Linked DNA regions of Mus musculus: all the other regions are linked to region 3. A link is a loop called in an ENCODE intact Hi-C map of the cell type or tissue named here. Cell type or tissue: heart. All regions are shown on one strand.

What was found. A loop is a pair of places that touch in the nucleus more often than their neighbours do. Peaks named below come from ENCODE experiments on the same cell type or tissue, not always from the same donor. Only the 100,000 strongest peaks of a DNase experiment are listed, where the experiment ranks them.
Region 1: it touches region 3 in a loop (2.3-fold over the local background); 6 of 42 quality-filtered maps call a loop at or near these places.
Region 2: a loop joins it to region 3, with 7 times the contacts of the local background. A loop is called at or near these places in 11 of 42 quality-filtered maps.

The regions. Positions count from the first base shown.
Region 1 is chr15:85,032,292-85,040,291 of GRCm38, reverse strand. It overlaps Fam118a (family with sequence similarity 118, member A), which reads right to left and starts at 3,230. Exons shown (of 9, transcript NM_133750.4): 1 at 3,048-3,230. In heart, no CTCF peak of the experiment used is centred here; DNase peaks (open chromatin) are centred at 1,377, 1,985 and 3,251; H3K4me3 peaks cover 1,704 bases; H3K27ac peaks cover 1,460 bases; H3K27me3 peaks cover 1,640 bases.
Region 2 is chr15:84,849,074-84,857,073 of GRCm38, reverse strand. Phf21b (PHD finger protein 21B) reads left to right here and starts at 945. Exons shown (of 13, transcript NM_001081166.2): 1 at 945-1,409; 2 at 2,270-2,335. The coding sequence starts at 1,356. In heart, CTCF peaks have their summits at 3,427 and 6,576 (motif pointing left); DNase peaks (open chromatin) are centred at 903, 1,373, 3,113, 4,363 and 1 weaker place; H3K4me3 peaks cover 4,626 bases; H3K27ac peaks cover 3,622 bases; H3K27me3 peaks cover 2,078 bases.
Region 3 is chr15:84,983,973-84,991,972 of GRCm38, reverse strand. 5031439G07Rik (RIKEN cDNA 5031439G07 gene) reads left to right here and starts at 4,002. Exons shown (of 10, transcript NM_001033273.3): 1 at 4,002-4,364. The coding sequence starts at 4,301. It overlaps Gm39558 (a long non-coding RNA gene), which reads right to left and starts at 3,938. Exons shown (of 4, transcript XR_875533.1): 1 at 3,841-3,938; 2 at 2,517-2,818; 3 at 2,313-2,427. In heart, a CTCF peak has its summit at 3,986; DNase peaks (open chromatin) are centred at 3,832, 4,752, 5,142, 6,012 and 1 weaker place; H3K4me3 peaks cover 2,137 bases; H3K27ac peaks cover 1,806 bases.

The DNA.
Region 1 (8,000 bases), 48 kb before region 3:
AGCTCTAGAGGCAGCCACCACCACGCTGCAGTCCTGCCCCTGTTCTACCACCAGTGTGCAGGGATGCCAAGGGACACATAGGAAGCTTTTCCAGAAACCTGACACCCACGGCACTGTTTCAGTCTGCCCATCAGGGGGGACAAGTCCTGTAAGGCAGGTCTTTACATCACTTTATAAGTCAGTGGAGGTTAAAAAAAAAAAAACAAAAAACACCCCAACCTGAGCCCAAGTGAACCCCCACCCCCAAACCCAGAAGATGCAGAAGAGATGCTCTATAGAAAAACTACAAAACTTGGGCTAGAGATATGGCTCAGGGGTTAAGAACACTTACTGCTCTTCCAAAGGTCCTTGAGTTCAAATCCCAGCAACCATATGGTTGCTCATAACCATTTGATGAGCACTTCTGGTGTGTCTGAAGACAGCTACAGTGTACTCATATAAGTAAATAAATCTTAAAAACAAAACAAAAACAAAAAAACCACTACAAAACTTTAGAGCTGGAGGGATCTAGGGTTTCTATAATGACAAATGGCTTCATTTCTTTGAGGTGAAAGCTGAGACTCCAGTAATTTGGCCAGCATCTTCCCACTTCTGGCTCTAACTCACTTCTGGCTTACCCCGATTCCTTTCACTCTCAGCTCAGGCCTACCTACGCCCTGCAGCCCCAGGCCTCCCTGTCACGCTCCTAGGTCATCCTGGGCCCCAAGGTTGGCTGCTACGTTTTGCCTGTGGGACTTCTGCCATTCTCCAGAAACACACCATCAGAAAGCCCAGAACATGGACAGACAGACAGATGGACACAGATACACACACACAGCCAACCCCGACAGCTCTGTCACACAGCTGCCTGCAGAACACAGTAACTTTAGCAGAATTGATAAGGAGAGCTAAACAAGAGGTATGGCCATGTCTCCAGGCAGAAGGCTGGGGAGGAAAGACAGGTACACAACCCAGAAGGGCCCAGCCAACAACAGTTTGCTGTGCTGCTTACAGCCTTGCGTGGCTCACCCTGAGACTGTTCCTCACACGTGAAAAAGGAAGAGTGTGTCCAAGCCAGGTGGCCAGAGGCATTCCATGGGATAATATCAGAGAAGCCTACATGCTTCCCAGGACCCCTAGATTTAACCCATTAAATGCCAGTCCTGCCACTGTAGGTATATTCTAAGTACCTATCAGTCACGTGTGGCTGTGGTAGCCACAGAAAGCCCTCCTGCACTAGGCTATCTCCATTTCCCTCTCCTTCTCCCAAATCCGGCTTCATCCATTATTCCTTATAATCCCTAGTTCACTGCCTACAGTAGTGCATGTCACACCTTCCAGTGCTCACCTGTCTGGACATCGACACCTCCTGCTTGCAGCTTCAACCCCTCCAGGTACACATCCGAACTCGTCTCCTTCAGTACCTTCCCCTTTCCTTCAGGACTCCCCCGCTGACTTCAGTCCCTCTTCCCCCTACCGGAAGCAGTGTGTCTTATACTTGGATAGCAGACACCCTGGTGAGGCGCTAAGGTGAGTACCACCTATAAGCAAACAGATAAAAATCTCACCTAAAAAAAGTTCCCGTGTCAGTGCCCCAAGCTCGAAGCCTGGGCTTTCAGCTCAGTCAAGCTCTAGAGAGCTACTGAACCACACGGCCTGGGTCCAAGTCATTCCTACCTTTTGTGGTCTTTTGGCCTACAAAAAAAAGTCGCTCCACCACAGCTAAAGTGACCACTGGAAAAAATATGTAAGCCAGGACTAGGGACATGGCTCAGTCACCAGTCAGTCTGACCTGTGAACATAAGGCCTGGGTGTGATCCTCAGAACTCCTCAACCTTTAAGAGTCTGCTTCCCTGTTACCTCTTGCATCCCCTTCCCTCACCCCAGCTACTCTCTAGAACCCCCAAGCCCCAGCTGCCTTGAAGGCACTCTTAAGTACCACCAACTTGGCTAATCCCCACCTCCCAACCCTTACCAGCTGGAGCTGTGTCATCTGCCTCCAGCACCCAGCACTGGGCCGCAGAGGGTATCCACTCCCTCTTTAAAAATGCCTGGCCCTTGCCTTTCACAATCATCAGGCCATGTTCTTTCTTGGGGCTTTACCTCAGGGTACCAGACTGCCGGTGTAGCAAGCAAGTCAAGGACTGTTTATCAATGACAATAGCCCGAGGAAAGGATAATCCTTGTTCTAGAGATTTCCAGGACTGAAAATGATAAGATGTGTACCATTTGGCCCCAAACCTCCACCTCAGGGAAGACAGCCACCCTTAAATCAGGATCCCAGAAAGATGGACCTTTAGTTTACCTTCGTCCCATCAATTAGACCACTGTAATCAAGCTTTACTTTCCTGGACTGGTTTTGGTGGGCTGTGTGTGGTAACAGAAACTACCACACATTGAGGGCACAATCTAAAAGAGCTTTGACTGCCCAACTCCCGTTACTCCCAGCGCTGCCATTCTCCACAATGAGTCGGTCCCACACCAGCCTCCACTGCACGGTGAAAACAAACGCACATGCGAAGCCCCACATCCCACCTCCTCTTTGGTTATGCGTGGTCCTCTGTTGACCTATCAGATGGTGCTACTTTTATCCCTATTTACAATTCACAAACCTCAAGAACACTCTAGTAGAAGCTGAAAAGCTCTGTGGACCTCAAGATAGAGAGCAGGAGGCAGGAGATCCTAGGAAGGAAGGTCTCTAGGGATAGGTGGGTCTGAAGGCCTCTCCACCCAAGAAAGGATGGGAGTCTATGGGCCTGGAGACCCGAAGCTTTGGAGTTGGACCAGAGGGGATCTGTTGGACTTCTGGAGAAGATATAACGGTCTCGGGCCCTGAAGCCGCCGAGGTCTGTGTGCTGAGTCTGAGGGAAATCTGGAGGATGGTGAGGTTTTCTAGGTGTGGAAGGTAATCAGGTCCACAGGTGGCCGCGGACCCAGGCAGCCCAGGGGATGTCGGAGGCAGGGTCCCCAGCGCATCAGAGGGCACTAGGGTCCTGGGCACCCTAGGCGGGTTTTGAGGGCTGGGGAGACGCGAGGCGCTGGCACCCAGCCCCGACCCGCCGCCTCACCTGCCGTGCCACGGAGACACCAGTGTCGCTCGCGCTCTCGCCGCCTCCCACCCGGGTCGCGCCCCTTCGGCTGGGTGGAGCCGCCGGGCGCTGCGCCGGATGGCGCTGCGCGTGCACCACGCCGAGCCTGCCCAGCCGAATCCGCAGCGCTCTCTCAAGGCCTTCCCCCCGCGCGCGCGCACTGCCCGCGCGAACGTTCCGCCCTGAAATCAACGGCCCCGCGGCAACGGGAAGCCCCGCCCGAAGGGGCGTGGCCACGACGCGTCCCGCCCCCAAGAGAAGCTACGATTGGACCCACGGACTGTGCTGTCGTGTCCACGATGAGCCTGGTCTTAAGAGACTGAATGTCTCGCGGCCAGTCTTCCCAGCGCTGTTTTGTCTTCAGTTTCCCCATCTGCACGCCTGGACAGCCCCGCGGAAACGCAGAAGGCGTTGAGCTCGGCCGGAACCACCCTTGGGCAACCACTTCCAGCCGGGCTCACTCCATCTACCTCAAGCCACAGGCTGTACAGCCTGTGCCCTTCCCCAGCCTAGCATGCTTCACGTCCTCCCCGCAGTGACCGACTCCCTTACCACGTGTCAGAGTAGGCGTCTGGCCCTTCCGATGTGCCTCTTGGACACGTCTAGCTTGGGCTTAGATCCAGGGACTAATGAGCATATGTACCCAGGTTCAGCACCTGTTAATCGGGTGAACTCAGTGCCCACCCCGAACGTTCGAGAGTACACGTGGGTGGGCTCTGCGCTGGAGCACTCAGCATGAGGACCTTTAAAAGTCAATGACACCTCTCCTTTCTCTAAATAAGGCTGGGATGGATCAAAGCCTATTTCCTCTTCCTCATCTTCCCAGGTCGGCCTGCCCAGGCAAGTTATTTGGACTTCCTCTACCTCTGGCTCCTTTTTTTCTACATGGGTTTGCTGTAAGCATCCCTTCAGCCCCATAAGAAAAATGCATGTGTAATAAAACCTGGGTTTTTGTTCTTTTCTTTTTGAGACAGGGTTTTATGTGGCTTTGGCTGTCCTAGAACTAGCGCTGTAGAACAGGCTGGCCTCAAGCTCACAGAGTTCCACCTACTCTGTGGGTGTAAGGTATACAAAATCACTACCTGGCCAGCTTGAAATTTGTGGCACCAGAGCCCAGAACAGTGGTTTGAACACCTGAGTCTGGGTACCTACTAAGTAGCTGGCCTTTGAGAAAATGTTTTTTTCAGTCCTCAGGACATCTCCCATGAGGATGGCACCCCATTTACTGCAATTAACAGCAGGAGAGGAGGAAGCCCAGAGAAGTTGTATTGGCAATACCAACCATGCATTGGCTTCAAAGGTCTGGGCTTCCCACTACTAGACTGAACAATTTACATGTGATGCAATTTAGTTCACAAGCTCCTGCTTCCATAAAGGGTCCTAAGACTTGAACCTGTGACACTGGAGAAGTTCCCGGGTTACAGGAAGGAAGTTGTTCAAGGAGACTGTAGGCTAGGAGCTGAGGAGTTAGAACCCACAGCACACCACCCACACACTGGATGCCCTCCAAGATCCAGTGTGGCAGAGCCTCAGTAATCCCAACTCTCCATCTAAGGTCAACACAGATCGGAAGTCTCTGCCCATTCAGCCAAGCAGCTTTACAAGGGCAAACCCACAGAAGGGACAAAAGGGACACCTTAGAAACAATGCCCTCCTCTGTATCCAAGAGAGACAGATGAACACTTTCTACCCAGCCTGGCAGTACTAGGATCACCCTGATTTACAGGGAGTCTCAGAAAACTGCTTTAATCCCTGTCCACTGTGTTCATTCTGAGTAGATAATGTAGCGCCCGCCAGTGTGTTCCTGCAGTGCGTCATTCAGGTAGGCTGAACAAATTCATGAATAGGTGTGTGCACAAAATATGTTTCATGGCATGAGTTCAACAGACCAGATTCCTTTCTTTGTTATACCAAAGGTGGCCTTGGAGGCAAGCAGCAGTGGCTACCCCAGGAGATGTCAGTCTGTTTGAAATGCAAGTGCCTGTGGAAGTCTGCGAGAGTAATGATTACAAAGCACAAACTATGTGCTAAACTTCCCTGTGACACCTCTTCCTTCACTCTCACAGCAACCCTGTGCAGTAAGGATTGTGACTTTTTTCCCCCACAGATTCAGAAAACAGAGTCAGGAATGGGGAGATGTCTCCTTGTGGGTAAAGCATTTGCCATGCAGTCATGAAGACCTGAGTTTGAATCCCCAGAGCCCACCTAAAAGTCAGGCATGGTGGCACATCCACAGTGAGATGAGAGGCAAAGACCCGAGGAATTCCAGAAGCTCCAAAGCCAGCGAGTCTGGCTCATGACATTGTGAACAACATAAGACGGACCCTGACCCAAACCCACAGAGAAGTTTGTCCTCAGATCTCCACAGTAATGCCATGGATACACACACACACACACACACACACACACACACACACACAGGGACTTAACTGGTCAGTCAAGCTGCTTCAGTGTGCTGCTGTCTGGTTTGCTACAGAAAGAACTTTGCACAACCAGAAAGGAAAGAACTGCCAGACTCAGTGAGAAATGCTAGGGTGGTAGAAAAGACACAACAGGTGTCCCACGACAACATATTGTCACCCCCTCACACCCACACACGCCCACCAGAGATGAAGCTAATGCTTTATTTATTTATTTATTTATTTTTGGTTTTTCGAGACAGGGTTTCTCTGTATAGCTCTGGCTGTCCTGGAACTCACTTTGTAGACCAGGCTGGCTTTGAACTCAGAAATCTGCCTGCCTCTGCCTCCCAAGTGCTGGGATTAAAGGCCTGTGTTTCGTTCAGCCAGTGGCTCACATGCCTAGGTTCTAGTCTGGAAAGGCATCTTGGAAACCTGGAAGAGAAGAGGGGGGCTAGGCGGCATGTATGCGCGCGCATGCGGGGGGGGGGGGGACCAAGACAGGCAGTCTGATCAAGGTTCAATTTTATTATTTCTGACACTCAGTTATGAAGCAGGGGAAGGGGCCCGATTCCCGCCAAATCATCTTGGAGTAAGGTTGCAGGTGAACACGTGATAGCTCCGGAACAGCTAGGTGGCAGGCAGCAGCAGTGGGAGTGGCAGGACGATAGGGCAGCAAGCTCTGCCCCAGGCTCTCTAACACTGAAACCTGAGCAAACTGGTTTCAGGCTAGGGAGGGGAGGTTACAGGCCTGCACCACCACTGCCGGGCTGAAGCTGGTGCTTTATAATAAAATTGGAATGCCTCCAGCAAACAGACCCTGCATCAGTGTACAGGGGGGCAAACAACAGATCTTGAGTCACTACCGCAGCCTATATAGATACCAAGCACTATAGCCACTTGCAGGTATGTGTCATCCTGCATGCAAGCCATAAACACTAAAGACAGAGGAACCAACAAAGACCCTCACCCTGCTCCACACACACCCAAAGTCGTCCAGGTTTCCCTGCCTCTGAGCAGAAAGGATGATGCAAGATGACTTTGGCGGTAGGGCTGCTTGGAAGAACCTCTAACCCACTTCACCCCGAATGGCTGTGCCTGCCTCACCTTTACTTCATATAGGGCCTCCTCACTGCTGACCTGAAACTTTGCAGCAGGCTGCTCTGAGACCCTCCTCTCCCAGGTCTCCTGTACCCCCAAGAGCTATGAAATAGTACTGAATAAGTATTCACGTGCCCACTGTGCTAGGAGCTCAGGATACAACAGAAAAACCATACTCGCCCTTTGTCGAAATGACTGTTTAGCCAAGGAAAAATGACTGCCAACGGGAGTGGTGGGGCCAATAAGACCAGGGAGAAAAAAAATAAATCACATAGGGGAAAGACTTAGACTATCAGAACCTTGGAACGTGTATGTCTGACCAAGGACCTGATCTAAAATATATAAAGAACTCTCACAGTTCAATAATAAGGAGGTAAAGGGTCCAATTTTTTAAAAACCTTCAGACTTTATTTGTAAAAGCAAACTGAAACTAATCAAGAAGGCTGCGGCTCGCTTTGCATATGCAAAGCCCTCCAGCAACCCACAGCAGTGGAAGATTTAAGAAATGCACTTTAGCAATCCTTTTTTTTTTTTTTTTGGGTTTTTTGAGACAGGGTTTCTCTGTGCAGTCCTGGCTGTCCTGGAACTCACTCTGTAGAACAAACAGGCTGTCCTCGAACTCAGAAATCCATGGTGGCACATGCCTTTAACCCCAGCACTCGGGAGGCAGAGGCAGGCAGATTTCTGAGTTCAAGGCCAGCCTGGTCTACAGAGTGAGTTCCAGGACAGCCAGGGCTATACAGAGAAACCCTGTCTCGAAAAACAAACAAACAAACAAACAAACAAATAAATAAAAGAAAGAAAAAAGAAATGCACTTTAGTAAATATTTGAACACAGGCTTCTCCAAAGACTTGGAGATGGCACGCGGGCACCTGGAAGAGTTCTCTGTGTTGTTATCCATGAGGGAAATGCCAATCAAAACCACTCAGAGATACAACTACACACTAGAACGTTCAGAATTAAAAAGCCACGTGGAAACAGTGCTGGGAGGACTGGAATCCCACCCCACTTCTGGAGGGAATGGGCAGCGCTTCAGCCACTGCACACCCAATACGAGGCTAAAGTGAAAAATAGTCATCACATCAAGTGCTGGTGAAGATGCAGAGAACCGGGCTGGCTCAATACATTAACTCACTTTGCATCTCATCAACATGAGGAGTCCCAGAGCTAGGGTCTCTGGTGAAGAGACATATTTGGCTGGGGAAGGTGGTGCACACACTTTTAAACTCCAGCACTCAGGAGGCAGAGGCAAGTAGATCTCTGTGAGTCAACCAATTGGATTCTAGGCCAAGCAAAGCAACACAGTGAGACCCATGACTGTCTTCTCCAAGCACACACATGGTACACAGACATACATGCTGTCAGTTCCTAGAACCCCTGCATTCCCCAGTTCAGGTGGCTAACCCAAGCCAAGTGAGAGCTCTGCTGTGA
Region 2 (8,000 bases), 130 kb after region 3:
GAGAGAGATTTCTCCTGAGGGGTAAAGGAAATATGTAGACTGTTGGCATCCATTGAAGAGACATTTCTGACTGGTGTGCCTGAGTTTTCTTTTCTTTCCTTCCTTCCTCCTTTTCTTGTGACCCACGGAAAGAGTTAGTTATGAGTCTCTATCAATTCACGGTTACTCTGACACAGAGGCCCCCCTTTCCCTGGCCTCTTTGAAACACACTAGTGTGCTAGCGCCCAGCAGGGCACAAAGCCCCGACATTAATTGATGAGGACAGGAAACTCCGCCGCAGTAATCTCTGAGACGTTGACCCCGGCCCCGGGACTGGGAATTCTGAAATGTCATCTCCGCAGCTGTAGTTATGATTGCTTTATGTCACACTGACCTGTCGTGTTTACGATTTTTAACAACTGTCTGGAAAAAAAAAAGTCTAGGGACATCTGTTGAGAGTTTAATTGTGAGTGTAAAAAAAATCATTAAAGGACCAATCAAGAGATCAGTTTTCATACTATTTAAATACCACAGCGGCCATTAGGCGCTGGGACTCCGGCGACAGGACTGATTTAGTTCCCCAGTCTCAGTGCTAGGCGCTGCGGGAGAGGACCGGGTGATTTAAATAAAACCGGAGAGCGAGGCGAGAAGGGGAAGCGGAGGAGGGAGGAGGTGCAAGAAGCAGGAGGGTGGCATCTCAGTTTGCTGCGGGAATTGTCGCTCCGGGAGTGGGACTGTGAAAGCATTCCCTGCTCCCCGTGCTCTCGGCTGCGCACCGAGGAGATCGCTCGGGCGCCCAGATCTCAGAGCCGCGACTTTGCGCTCCGCTCAGCCGCCACTTTTGTTTCCTGAGCCTGGTCGCTGGGCCGAACGCAATGCGCACGCGCGGGCCGGGCGGGGCGGGGCGGGGCGGGCAGCGGGTTCCCGGCACCGCCTCCTGCCGCCCCGGCCCGCTCCATCCGGGCACTGCCGAATTAGCATCGTGCCGAGGCACAACTTTGCCGCGGCCCCAGCGAGATCCAGGCGCGCGCGCCGGAGGAAATATAGTCCCTGCCGGCGGTCAGCTGGCGCGGGCGGCGACAGGGCGCGCGCTGGGGGGCTGCGCGGGGCTCCCGGCGCCTGGGGGCCATGCGCCGGGCGGCGCAGGCAGCCCGGGCACCCGGCGCAACTTAGCGGCAGCCGGAAGAGTTGGGCGCCAGCTCGCCTTTCTTCCCTCTCGTCAGCCTCCTTTCCTATCGGCGCTGCAGGAGGGAACTCGTGTCTCTCTGTGCCCGGGACACCGGATCCGAGCTCTCCCGGTCTGGTTCCCGCCGAGCCGCACAACTTCCTGCGAGCTCCGGCCAAAGTGAGCGCAAAGTGCTGCCCAAGTTGCGGCGATGGAGCTGCAAAGCCGGTCCGAGGCGCTCGCGGTGGAACTCGCGCGCCACCAGGTAGGTAGTCCCGGATACTGGACCGGGGAGCCTTAGTGGCCCGGGGAGTGGAGGCGAGAGGGATCGAAGCTCCGTATCTAACTCTTGGTCTCAGGGGTGCTGGAAGCAGGCCCCTTCCTGGAACATGTCCCGGGGCTGGGATGGAACCCTTAGTTCTCCCTCTCCCCCTCGCTTCCGTGCGATCCAGCACTGTTTGCAGATCCAGGGTTCGTGGGACCCCAGCGTGGCGTCTTCTCTGCCACTGCCCCGTTTGCACAACTCGGGCGACCGGAAAGGGGACCCTCCTAGAGCTGCCCAGGGAACAGGGTGCATGGACCGGCCAGCTCCTAGCCTCCTGCTCCGGGCCCAGCCCGGCACCGACCCTCACTGTTAGCAAAAGTAGTTTGGCGATTGTGACTCCGGCGAGAGGCGGCCGGTGCCCGAGTGATATTGCGGCGTGCGCGTGTGTGTGTTGGGGAGATTAGGACGCGACTTGAATATTTATGAGCTTTGCTCGACACGGACTCGCCGTGTTTACTTGGCTCTTTGTTCGTCCCCCCTCCCCCGGCACACACTCTTACACTCACTCGCACCCGCACCCCGGCCTGCAAACTTGCACGGCTCGGGGCGCGCCGCCGGGTGGCCTCGGCCCCCGCCCCGCCCCGGGAGCTGCCCCAATGAGGCGGCAGCCACAGGTAAGCTGCTTCGCGCGACATTGCACGGTGGCCCGTGTGAGGAAAGCGGTCCCGGAAAGTTGGGGCGCGTTGGGGTCGGCTTGGTCCGCCAGGCAGTGGGTGGTGGGGATGCGGGGCTCGGGGCTCGCCTGCTCGCCCCCCCCCCCGGGGCGGCCAGGCTGAGCCCGCTCCTCTGTGTCTTCATAGAACGGCGACCTCAAGAAGCAGCTCCACGAAAGGCAGCCACGGATCGCAGCGCTCAGCGACAAACAAGTAAGGAGGGGCCTATCCCCCACAGGGGACCGGGGTCCAGGGAGGATCGCCGGGCACTTTGGCAGCACCCTAAAAAGTGCCTGTACGGTCGTCGCACGCTCCGACTCCCGTGGGGTTATGGCTGCAGTCCTCAAAGTTGCCGTCCTCCCTTTCTTGATAGAAAGAGCTGATTTGTGGTGGCTGAGGGGAGCGCGAGGCTCCGGCGGCCGGCCAAAGATCTGCGCCGTACCTTCCGAGGCGCCGGCTGCCCGGCGTCCATCTTGAGCGGTGGACATGTTTTGGGAACGTGGACATTCCCCGGCCTCGGCATCCCCTGATCCCTGCTGCGGTGGGAGGGGGACACAAGGGGGCGGCAATTCAGGCCCGCACCCCAAACTCCTTGGAAGCCATTTCCGCGTGGCACTGCCGACCCGGTTTGGTGATCCTTCTCCTAGCCGGCCCCTTCCCGGCCATCCCGCCGGCCTCACTTTTTATTCTCGGAACCTGACGCCAGCTCCCGGGGAACAAAAGAAAGGCGCCCCCGGGACCCCCCAGTTCTGCCCTAACTTGAGTGTCTATGCCTGAAAGGGGCTGTGGGGACCCGCGAGGAGCTCCAACCATGGGGGTGCGCGCCCGCCGCCCCCACGGCGAAGAAAAGTTGTCCATTGTGAGTTAGTTGCGCTGAGCTCAGCGCTCCGGGTTTCAGCACCACGAACAGATGCCGCCGCCGGAGCCCTGCCGACTGCGCGCCCCCGAGCCCCTCCCCCTCCGCGCGCGCCCCCGCCCCTGCGCGCCGCCGGCCGAGAACTTTGAGCTGTACAGCCAATGGTGCACCCGGGTCTCCGAGGCGGCGGGCGGGGGCGCGCCCCTCCCTCCCCCAGCTCGCCGCCCGGGCCCAGGAATAGCTCTCGCTTCCTTCGGAATGTCGCCGCCCGCCCGGGACTAGGGCAGCCCGAGGACCCCCGGCCCGGCCGACTTCCCTCTCCCAGCCCACGGGGACCCCCCTCTCCCCAGCGGCGCGGAGCTCGCAGTTGCCTGGGAGGATGCTTCGGCTCGCAGGCCGGTGCTCCAGGCCGAGTCTTTAAAGTTGCAAAGTGATGGGAGGGGGCGCGCAAGAGCAGAGGGGACGCCGGGCTGGACCGTAGGCTGGGGAGTCAGGCATTTGCCCCTTTCTGTCGGAGCCCGTCCCCCCCAACCCCCCACCCCCGGGCTGCGCGCCCCCGTCCGCGAGTGGAAGCTTCCATTCTCGCCGGAGGGGGGCCTGCGCGCGGCCCCGGCGAAGTCGGGGAGTTCGCGGGGGGAGGGGACCCAGGCCCGGCATTACCATTTTGATTGCTTCGATGCCATTTTTGGAGGGGGAGGGGTTGGAAGACCCTTTTCCGCAGAGCACAAAGATGTTTAATCACTGTGTAGAATCAAACCAGATACTCAAAACAAAACAAAACTAACAAATCTGGAACAGTGTGATAGCCTGGGTAAAACGCGAAGTTGTGAAGTCTTAGGCTTGGAGCAGAAGATTTAAAATGGAAAAACCAATGCTAGGTGCCTCTCTTCGCAACAATGTCTCTTTATGTGTGCGCTTCGTGCCAGTTAGTTTCACTATCTGGAGTAGGTCTTTCCGAGCTTGTGTGCGATCGTTTCTTCTGGATTGTGGCAACTATTTCAGGGCTTTAAATTTTTTATGATAGTAAATGAGTAGCTATTTATTATCCCGTATGCCGGAATTTAGATAAGGCTACAAAGGAAATCTTTGAAAATCCTGTCTGAAGGTAGAGGCAGCCTGGGGTAGAGGTGGGGGGGGGGGAGGAGCCCTCCCACCCCCAGGATGCCTTTGCCTTTAAATTTGAACTCGGGAGTATTGCCTGCAAAGGAACAGTGCCTCCATCTTTTTGTGTGAGTGCTTTAAAAGAAAGAAAGGAAGCCAGAAAACTTTTGTTCTCTGGCCTTTTAAAAATGTTTCCCGTTTAGATGCCTAAAAATAACGTTTGGTAGGCAGCCAGGGTTTGGCCTGGCCATCGGAACTTGTGTTTGTGAAGGCAAGTCTGCTTTTCTGTTTCTCTTTGTGGCCTTTTATATAACAAGGGCTCATAAAAGAGGGAGAGGAGGGGGCCCGAGGCAGGGTTCAGCATGCTAATAGAGTTGCCTGTCTCTCTTACGCCGTCTGCAAGGGCTCTCAGGGTTCACCTATGTAATGAGCTGGTGATTTTAACTGTCTGTGCTTTCTGGAGGACTTTGGTGGTGATTGGCAGTTTGGCTGGGACCGGATGGATTTACAAGGTCAGAGACTACTCAGTTTTGCATGGGCAACCCAAAACTTGCCCTGGAGAAGTTAGTTGCAGTGCAGGAGTGAGGGCGAAAAATTTCATAAGTCAGGTGTAGTGCAGTGTATATTTTAATTCAAGGAAGAATTTAAAGGTACAATCTCTCTATATACAGTTATTTGGGGGGTGGGGGGGTCATAGCTTTTCCACCCCTGTTTTCCTGTGCTGCCCCTTGGAATATGAAATAAAAAGGTTAAGTTTCAATTAGAAGTTCACAGGCAGGTAATGAAACTATATATAGTTAGAGGACAGTTGGCCTGCTAACTTCCTCTGATACACAGTAGCAGTAAGGTAACTCTGAAACTACAGTTTGTTAACTCCCTCTGTTAGATACACAGTAGCAATAGGGTAACTCCAACAGACAGTGCCCTTGGCACTGGGATATTTTGTTTTACTTTTCAGTTACTTTGAGAAATACAGATATATTGAGAGGACTTCCTCCTTGGTCAGAGGAAGGGGGAGAAATTCTGTGTACAGTTTTCCTCCCATCATTGGGGGCATCTTGTGGTTGAATACAAGTTTCTGTTACATACCTTGTGTTTTGCAAGGGGAGTTCATATCCCTCTCCCCTCAAAAGAAGGGAGGTGTGAAGGTGGAATGGTGACCCCCCCCCCCAAATAACAGGCAGCCTGCCAGGCGGGCTTTGGACCTGGGGTAGACCAGACTTAAGCCATGCTGTGTGAAGCCTCTATTAGCTGCCTCAGTGGTTTTACTCCGAGAATTTGCAACACATGCTGAGATGCAGTAACATTTTAATCTGCATTGTCAAGCAAGAAGCACTTTGTGTAAATAATAGGGGAATCATAAATACCGGAAGCTTCTCCCCCCTCCTTTTCTGCACAGCCTTTCAAGCTCGTCATGGCCTCACCTGCCCTGCCCTGCAATCCAGAGTGAGCTCAGCGAGCAGGGGCTCTGTCTGAACTGCAGCTGCAGCTCTTGGGGCATGGCGAAGGAGACCCTGAAGATGAGCCCAGAGTCTGGGACACCTCCTGATCTGTCGATTTTATGGAGTCTGGATTCTGAGGGGCTGTCCTCAGGTGTGGCGATACAGATCTGTCTTTTTGAGAGGGATTATGTATCAGGTGCTTAGAGGCCCTGCCTGAATGGTGTCTTCAGTATGATTCACTCTCTAGGTCAGACACCAGAGAGCTGGACACGGGAATCTGTGTGCTGGTTTATCCCCAGAGCACTCACCCCCAACACTGTCTGCTGAAAGGCTCTTTTGTTTTCGGAGCTTTTTGCTCTAGAAGAATAAACCTCGGTCTTCTTCCCATGTTGAAACAGAATGGTTACACATTAAAGAGAAGACAAGGGTGAGAAAGGCTCTGTGTTTTCTTTTGCAAGAAACTGCTTGGGGCAAATGCTTGGACCCGTTCTTTCACCAGAGCCCTCCAGCGAGCGGGACCCACTCTCCACCACCCTGGACCTGCTCAGTGCTGTCATCTCCCGGAAGAGATCAAAAGCCCTTTCTGCTTGTGTTTCATGGGGACACAAGTCACCCACAGGAAGTTTGACAATTTTCCTACATCAGTCCCCGAGCCATAGCTACCATCCATTTGAGAGCATTCATCACCTGGAAGCTAGGCTCTGCCTTCTCCCTAGGCCTGGACCACTTGTGCTTTCTGTCTGCAGGAGTTGTGTGTTTCGGACATAGTTTCATGCAAAGCTGTAACTGTGTGTGCTTTGTATTTGAATAAGCTGAGAGTGGAAACAGTACAGTTTGCTTAACTGTTCACCTGTTGATGGACATGTGAGTGTATCCATCTTTTAGCAGGAATCTGTCCAGCCCCTCCTATTACGCTATTCATCATACTGACTTACATGGGCTATGATCACTCAGGGAGGGGGGGTAGGGGGGTGGCAAACCTTCAGTGGTCTGTTGTTGCTCCTGAATGGAACCCTAGGGTGCCCCCTGCTGTTTATCCCTTGCTGGGGTTGTTCACTCCAACTTTTGCACTTGGCAGAAGACATTTTGGCTGCTCCTGTACCCCAAGCACACCTCTGCCTTTGAGGAGGGCTGGGTGTCTGCTGCCTTCATCTTGCATGGTTTTCTTTGTTAGGTTGTAAGTTCCTCCATTAGGGAGGAAGCATTTTCCTATGTTTGTTCTCAGGGTGGTAGAAAATAGGGATTAGCATGGATGAGCTGATGCTTCTAGGGTGAGCAGACACTGGAAGGTGAATTTTAAAAGTATGTCTTAGAAATGAGTGGGTGGAGAAAAGAGGGAGACCCACTCCCTGGAAGCCTGACAGGGTCAGATGTGGATGGCTGAGTTTCTAGGAACTTCGGGTCATGCCATAAGTTTTAAGCTGGGCAACCTGGCTGTGTCCTCAGAACTCAGACATGGCCAGGTGGGGCTGGTGGCCTGAGTAAACCTTGCAAGTAAGAGGTAGGGTTGCTTGTAGGCTTCCTGGTGGTTAAACCCAGAGGAGGGGTGGAGTTACAGGTGATCTGTGAGCAGCTTCACATGGGGGCTGGAATCTGAGCCTAGGCCCTTTGGAAGATCAGCAAGTACTCCTAACTGCTGAGCCAGCTCTTCAGCCCCTACCCCAGCCCCTACCCCACTCTGTGTGCTGTATGTGTATGATACATGTGTGCAAATGTCGGTTGAGCCTAGATGGAGACATTAGATATCCTGATGCTGGGGTTATGGGGAATGTTAATGCCTAGATGAACCCCAGGTCCTTGGGAAGAGCAGCAAACACTCCTAATTGCTGAGCCAGCTCTCCAGTCCCATGAATCTTGGAGACCAGGAAAATACCTGCCATTCTCGTGCTCTGAAGTGGCATTTCAGGGATAAAGGAGAATTTCCACTTTTAATATTTTTTGAGATAAGATCTAACTATATAGCCCTGACTGACCTCAAACTTTAAACCTCTCTGTACATACCCCTCCCCCCGCCCCCCCCCCGGACAGTTTAAAAGTCACCTTCTAGCTCTTACTTCCCCATCCTGCCTTTGAGGCCCTACCAGTGTGAGTCCTGGGGTATGCTTAGCTGCTTGTCCTGGATGGGTATATGTACACAGACAGACAGACAGACAGACATCTGTTCCTATTCCTCAAGGGCCTCTGTTGGAAACATTCCAGTTAATCTCACAGGCATGTAAAGGGGTCCTGCCCAATACCGGGGTTATGGAGGACTTCTGTGTGGTCTTCACTGATGAACATTCTCATACAGCTGGGAAGATAGGCTTATCTACCCATTCCTCAAGGCACAGTGAAGTTTTGACTCAAGCTGTTTAGCTCTTGGCAGCTGAAGAAGCAGTAAGCACTCTCTGGGTTGAGGGGCAGCTCCTAGGTGGTAAATTTGCACTAGCAGAGAAGGTGGGGACAGAGCAGGTATATGCACATGGCCTTGCGGTACTGC
Region 3 (8,000 bases):
GGAGACCTTGCAGTGGAGATCTGGGGATGGCTGCATTGAATTTCCCAGATGTGAGAGAACCTGTATGGTGGTATACACCTGTGATCTCAGCACCTACCGGGAGATGAAGGCAGGAGGATCGGAAGTTCAAAGTCAAGAAGCAAGTTCTGAGCAACGGGGAGAACCTGGGGTCATAAGAACAGCTGGCTGGGAAGCTGTAAGTACACACTCCTGCCTTCCAGCAAGCTCTTGCCCTTAGCAGAGTTTCAGGGGAGGACAGAAGAACCCTTGGTAGGCTGGCTATAGTCCACCTACCCTAAGAATTGACTGGTTGCCTTCTTTCTCTTGGAGACCCAATCATAGACCCTGTACTGGCTGGTTTTGTGTGTCAACTTGACACAAGCTGGAGCTTTCACAGAGAAAGGAGCCTCCATGGAGAAAATGCCTCCATGAGATCCAGTTGTAAGGCATTTTTTCAATTAGTGATTAAGTGGGGAGGGCCCAGGCCCAGCCCATTGTGGGTGGTGCCATCCCTGGGCTGATAGTCCTGGGTTCTATAAGAAAGCAAGCTGAGCAAGCCACAGGGAGCAAGCCAGTAAGCAGCATCCCTCCATGGCCTCTGCATCAGCTTCTGCCTCCAGGCTCCTGCTCTGTGTGAGTTCCTGTCCTGACTTTCTTTGGTGATGAAGAGCAATGTGGACGTGTAAGCTGAATAAACCCTTTCCTCCCCAACTTGCTTCTTGGTCATGATGTTTTGTGCAGGAATACAAGCCTTGACTAAGACAGACCCACAGGATAGTAAGGTCAGGAGTAATTGAGATTATCTAGTCTCTCACCTCATTGTACAGACAGTAAATGGAGGCCTGAGGGAGAGAGGTCAGAGGCATGGGGCTCTCAGATGAGCCAGAGTCATTCCTAAAAAGTCTCTAGGTCTCTGGCCATTCGAGAACTAGGAAAGGGGTCCATGGGCATTTGTCCCTACTGGCTCTTTGAGTAAGATTATCGCCAAACAGGTAGAGCTAACAATGGAACCACAGACGTCACCCCGGCATACCAGGGAGACAGCAAGGCAAGCCCCAAGCAGAAACATGAAACATGAAGCAACTGTGCCATGAAAGTGAGTGACTTGTGGCTGATTCGTGTTTCTGCTAAACTTGGCTTCGGTATTCCAGAATGAAACGCTGCAGCTGAGAGCAGGCAGGCAGGTTTTTCAGTGTGCTTCTATAAGCAGAAGGCAGAATAACAGAAAAAAAAAAACAAAAAACAAAACAAAAAAAAACCCTGACTGCTTGGACAAAGGTGAACTCAGGATATTTATAACACGTTTTCTTTTTTTTTGCCACAAAATTAACATTAAATACAACTAAACACAATTATTATCTTATAAACCTATAGGTTAGGAGTCCAGGCCAGCAATGCTGGACTAACAAGGCATTTACCGTTGTTAAGTCTTTCTGACATATTTTTTTTTTTTAAGTCTTACTGGCCGAGGCTGGTCTCGAACCCACAGTCCTCCACTCCTTTTATTTTGAATACTTTCATGTGTTGTATATTACAACATACATGAGAGGTTAACCTGCTGAACCATCTCACCGGCCTACGACCCTTGAGTCATGGAATCATAGATGTGTACAGGCAAGCCAGCTTGCAACTAACCACACTCATATCCAGCCTGACTCATTTAACATGTACTCAGTGATAAGCACCCAAGACCAAGGAACAGTAGAACCTTGGAGTGGAGAAAGTGCGGCTCACTGGTCCTGTGCAAAATATGCCATACCTGTTGCTCAGGAGAGTCCCCATGTGAACACTGAGTATAACTAATGAGAATGGAGAAAACCCAGGCAACGCTCCTGCATTTATTCAACAAATACATTTTGGCATCTGTCCTGGAATAGGTGCCAGGGACGATGGAGTGAATTGATTTGATGCTGGTCCTTTGGAAGTGACTGCGTGGGGGTCGAGGGAGAGGGATTGTGAAGTGGCTAAGGACATAATGCTTTGGCCAAGCTCCTCAGAAGGCTCCCCAGGGGAGGGGAGCCCCAAAGGTGATTATGGTGTTGGAGCAGCAAGGGTTTCAAACAACAGCCCGGCACTGTGGATGTGTAGGCAGTGATGCGGTTTCCCTGGAAACAGAGAAGAGTACCACTGCCAGTCTAAGACCTCACATATGCTGTCTGAGGGCTGGTCCCTTCCCTCGTTCTCACAGCCAAACTTCAGTTCTCCAGACTCACAGCTTGTCACCTCAATTTTCACACCGGGTCCTCATTAATAGATGGGGCCACAGGCCCAGGGGAGAGGAGACAAAGGCCAGTAATTTCCGAGATACGTACCTTTTTACAGAGTCCCTCCTGTGCCTGACTCTAGGACTATGGTTTTCAACCTGTGTGTCATTTCAGCTCCCATTGTGGGGTTCAATGATCCTTTCATGGGGGTCACCCTAGACCACTGGAAAACACAGATATTTATATTATGATTTATAACTAGTAAAATTAGATATGAAGTGGCTACAAAAGTAAGTTATGGTTGGGGCTCACCATAAAACAAGGAAATGTATTGAAGGGTCCCAGCATCAGGAAGGTTGAGAACCACTGCTCTGGGACCATGGAATTAGTCACTCAAGCCCTACCCTGAGCATCTCAGGGGAGCGGTACAAATCCCAGGTAAGGCTTGAACAGTATGCCAAAGCTGCCAATTTCCTGCTCTGGAGTGGTTTCCACACCTTGTGGTCCCACCCCACCTTCCTTAGAGACAATCTTCCTCAGCAGGCCTCTCTCCAGTCTCCATCACACAGCCTGCATTTATTGGGCGCTGGGAATACAGTTGTCAGAAGCCAGGCCTGAGGAATACACAGTGTCTTAGTTAGAGCTGCCATGGTGCAATGTCACAGACGGGAGGCTTAAACCATTCTGAGGACTGGGAAGCCCAAGGGAAAGGGGCTGGTTTTCTGAGACGCCTCCTACAGCTATGCAGTGTGATGTCAGGGGAGTGGTAAGGATGCTGTGCCTAGGAATAATAGAACAGGAGGCAGGCAAGATATAGTTTGTTTGTTTTTGAGGAAATGTATTGGAGGACACTGGGATCCAAAGGAGACAGGAGACTAGGAGAAGGGTATCCCAGACAGGGTGAAGAAGAGTCGGGGCAGACAGAACTTTATGCTTAGCATGATTGTGAGAATTTGACACTGGAAATGTAACTGGCTGAGACCAGCAGTGCATGGTCACCTACCCTGGTCCTGGGAAAGGACCACCGAGTGAGTTCAGAACGTGGCTTCTGGCGGCTGCTCCCTGCATCTTCCTCTTTTAGCACAGGGATGGATGCCCAGCTGGACCTTGGCCTTTAATTAGGATCACATGCAAGCTGATCTGATCCACCTCTGGCCTCTAGTCAGCACAGGAGCTAAGACAGGAAGCAACTCTCTGACCCCTTTTCCTAAGTGTTCAGCAGAGGAAACTGAGGCGTCCCAGGAGACCTCCGAAAGGAGGTGGTAACTTCTTGTTGAGTTTTGTGAAGCAAGTTTTTAGCAGAACCTACTTGGAAGGTTCAGACAGAAATAAGCAGAGCTGGTGTGCTGGAGGCTTCAGGGAATGCACAGGGCGGTGACAAAGCGCAAAATCAGTGAGGCGCAGAGGGGGCGGCTCAGAGGCGTGACTCTACTGGAGGGGGGGCGGGGGGCGGGAGAAAGTGGACTCAGGGTTGGGGAACACGGGCAGCAGGGAAGGTCAGCAGGCCAAGGAAGGTGTGGGAATGAGATGACGAGAACGTCACGCGACAGGTTGGAGCGAGGACGCGATGGGCTTTTGAAGTTGGCAGCAGCTGGTCGCAAGGAAGTAGGCGGGGCCAGGACCAGGGACGACTCACCGCCTTGCCCAGAGATCTGGGCGGAGTTTTAGGAGTATGAGGCAGGGCCTTTGCGTGTCGGGGGCGGGGAAAGGGCGGGTTTGGGGGCGGGCCCGCGTCGGGGGTGGGGCCTGGGCGGTGTCGAGCGCGCGCGGGCGGGCGGTGGCGGAGCTGAGGATCGCAGTGCTCCGCTGTGCTCCGAGGTCGGCGGTGGCGACGGCGGCGGCGGCGACGCACACAAAAGCGGATTGTGGCTTCACTGGTGCTCGCGGCGGGCGGCAGCGGGGCACGGGCGGCGGGGCGTGTCGGTGGCCCCCGCGGGCGCGGCGCGGGCGATGAGCCGGGGCCCGGCATGGCCTCCGCGCGGCCGCCGGGCAGGGCCTGTGCCTCGGCGTCCGCGCCCGCGGGGCTCCGGGCTGGGCCGGCCGCCTCCCGGGAGTCCGTGGACAGCAGCGAAGCGGAGGAGCGCTCGTTGCAGCACATGCTGCGCGCCATAGCCGAGGAGCGCGGACGCCTTAGCCTGCGCCGTGAGGTCTGCGGCCTGGGTGAGTGACGGGGACGGGCGCGCGCGTGAGTGTCCGCGCGAGTCCACCTCCGCTAGTCCCCCTGTGCTCCTTGCCCTCCGTGCATCCCCACCGCCCTGGGCTCTGTCTTTCGGGACCCCAAGTCTCAGTGTCTTTTTGGTACCACAGAACCCCGATCCTTGTGTCTCCGCGTCCCTATCTTCCTCTGACCGCCAGGATATCTGTCCCAGCTCCTTCTTCCTCTTCGTGGTTCCTTAACTCTTCTTCCTTCTCCTGGAAGATCTGGGGGCCCCACTGCTGCTGCAGGGAGTGTGGGCGTGAGATTTTGGGAGGCCCTTGAGTTCAGAGTTCAAGGCAGTGTGCCCTGACCACATTCCCCAGCCCACATGGAAGACCGCGGCTCTTGATTGCTGTAGCCTTTGTCTTTCTGCACCTAAAGGTCCTCTTGTCCATTAGCTCTACAAGGGACCTGTTGGGCCTCTGCCCCTTGACCCACCTACTTAGCACTGGAATCAGGGATTTGCTACAGCCTCTCCGGGTGTGATTCTGGTCTAAGGAGTCATTCAGCTGCTGGGTGGGGTGGGGGTGTCTCATTGTTTGAAAGGGCCTGGGAGGTGTGGGTGGGGTCGTCTTGGATGTGAGGTAATGCATAACTGATACATTTGCCCAGAACCATGTGGCAGAAACCCCCTCCCCTATAATCTTGGGCTTGTCATTTTCTCTAAAAAAAAAAAAAAAGACCCCTCCCTTCTTCATGTAAGGAATGACTTCATTCTATGTTGTGTCCCCTCACCCCCACCTCCCTGTCAGGGCTTGAGTTCTCTTTGAGGGAAGTAACAGCCTTCTAGATCCTGTCAGTGCTCCAAAGTGGAAGTGTACCCTGGTACCCTGGTAGGACCACAGTAGCAGAGGGAGAGGGTAACACCTGGAACTCAGGGTCCCTTGGTAGGCCACGCCCGGGAGGCTCTGTGAAAAGCAGAAGTGAATTTCAATTCTTTTTTTTTTTTTTTTTTTGAAGGAGACTTTTTTAGCACCTGGCCTTCTTAGGCAGCAGGGTCTAGCCCAGCTCACCTCAGCAAAGTTCTCTTGTCAGGCAGGTACAGCCACCTGGGGGTATAGATAAGGACACAGATTTTAGTGGGTTTTTTTCTCCAAAAAGGTGTCCAGAGAATGGTTTGTAGCTGATTTAGAGTGTCCTTATTAATGGACTCAGTAAACATGTATTTGAGCACCTACTGGGTGCCCACCTGTTAGGGCCAGCTGTCAACCTGGCACAGAATGTCTGAATTGGGGAGGGTCTGGGCAACCGTCTGTTGTAAGCCCCTCAGCCCTGTGACCTCTGCAGCTCCAGGTAGCTCCTTCACACTCCTCTCTGCACACACCTTTGTGGTCCCTGACCAGAAAGCATCATCATGTCTGTTATAATATAGTCTCTACTCCTAGACAGCCTTCAGGGTCTTTCCCTAAGAGCAACGAATAATCCCAGAACTCAGCCTTACCTAGGACTCACTACACTCTAGGTGCTCCGTGCACGCTCTGTCAGTTCAACTCTAACACAGTACCACTTTTGCCAAGCAGGAATATAATCTGTCAGCCATAAGGAGCCCTGTTCAGGGGCACCCAATGAGGAAGTGGCACAGCTGGCTAACTGCTGGCTCTTCTGGCCCCAGGGCTTTGCCACATCCCCAGCCAGGCCTGCTGGACCTGTTAGCTCATACAGTGACCAGGTCATCACTTCTCCCAGTCTTCAGTGTCCTCTTATAGGCTTCCTCCATTACCTAGTTCTTAGACTCTAGTGTTTTGACGTTCTGGAAGGCAGTGTGTGCCGGTGTTTCCTCTGCCTGGGAAGCTGCTCCTACTCACTTGCTCCTCAGACACTGTAAGTTCTCCTTTGAGTCTCAGCTCCTAGCTATTGCCAGGAATCCATCCTCCACACCCGTCACATAGCCCTGTCTCCTCTGTCCTAGACAACTGGCGCGACTGTAGCATTATGATGAGCCGTGTGGGTGTCCCTTCAGCTAGCCTTAAGAGCCACGAGGGCATTGCCCAGTCCTCCTGTTGGTGCCTAGCACGGGGACACATATAGAACATGTGGTCGGTAAACATAGGGAACAAATGAAGCATTTCCCCCGCTGGTGTGCAAGCAGTGTGGATGGCCAAGGTGAATGGAGCCTTTGCCACTTAGGAGAGCCTGCAGGGACAAGCCTGAGACTTGGCTTGGGGACTTGATTAGATGCTTTTTGATCTTCTTTGATAAACTACCTAACAGAAGCTATTCAGGGAAGGAGGGGTTTGTTTTGGCAAGGATAGAGTTTATCATGGTAGCTGGTGCTTGAGGCCACTGCTCACATGGTGCATGTACACACACACACACACACACACGCACACGCACACGCACACGTATGCACGCGCATGCGCTGGCACCCAGCTCATGTCATGTTCTTTCTATTCAGTCCAGAACCCTGTTCCATGGGATGGTGCTGCCCATATTCAGGGCTGGTCTCCCCATGTGGATTAACCCAGTCCTGACAACCTCTCAAAGACTTGCCCAGAGCCTTGTTTCTTTCTTTTTTTTTTTTTTTTAAAGATTTTATTTATTTATTATATGTAAGTACACTGTAGCTGTCTTTAGGTCTCATTATGGGTGGTTGTGAGCCACCATGTGGTTGCTGGGATTTGAACTCAGGACCTCTGGAAGAGCAATCAGTGCTCTTAACCGCTGAGCCATCTCACCAGCCCCCAGAGCCTTGTTTCTTAAGTGATTCTAGATCCTGTCAAGATGATGGTGAATATTATCCATGACAAGCCTAATGGCTGGCCCACACACCTAGAACGTAGGAACTCAGAACCTGGGTCAGAGTACTCTACATCTGGCATGTGGTCAGCTATGCTCTCAGCCTGCAGGACAGCGTTACGTTTTTGTTTGGTTTTGCCTTTGTGTTTCTGTTTTGCCCTCTGGATTATTCCATCTTGCCACCCTCACTTCCTAGCTGTGACGACCTGTTGAGTGTTGGAATAAATTTTTTTTTTTTAGTTTTTTTTTTTTAGTTTTTCGAGACAGGGTTTCTCTGTGTAGCCCTGGCTGTCCTGGAACTCACTTTGTAGACCAGGCTGGCCTCGAACTCAGAAATCCGCCTGCCTCTGCCTCCTGAGTGCTGGGATTAAAGGTGTGCGCCACCACGCCCTGGGACTCGAACCTAGAACCTCATGCATGCTAAGCCTTGTCACTGAACAACACCCGCGGCCCATTATGAGTTCGGGTGTTTGAGGCAAGTGAGTTAGTTACTCAGAGCTATGCTGTGGCCTCAAAGACTGTTGTTGTCCCCCAGGGGTGGTTCTGAAGGTGTCCAGGGAGCCTGGGAAAGCTGTCCTGACTGAATCAGTGTCTGTTTATGATGAGGAAGCTGCTGGCCCCACCCACATGGTGGTCACTTGACCCCGGAGATGAAAGGCGCTTTGTAGCTACACACCTGACTTCTGACTCTTCCGCAATGGCCTCTACAGGAGGAACATTTTTTGAGCCCTGGCTGAGTGCTAGGTCTTGAAGCTGGTCCCTGCTTCATTGCAGAATGCGGTCTCTGAGGGGAGAGGGGTGTGCAGGTAACTGCTAGGTTAAATAAAACCCTGCTGGGAAGCAGCCAAGGTTGTGGCTGCCCA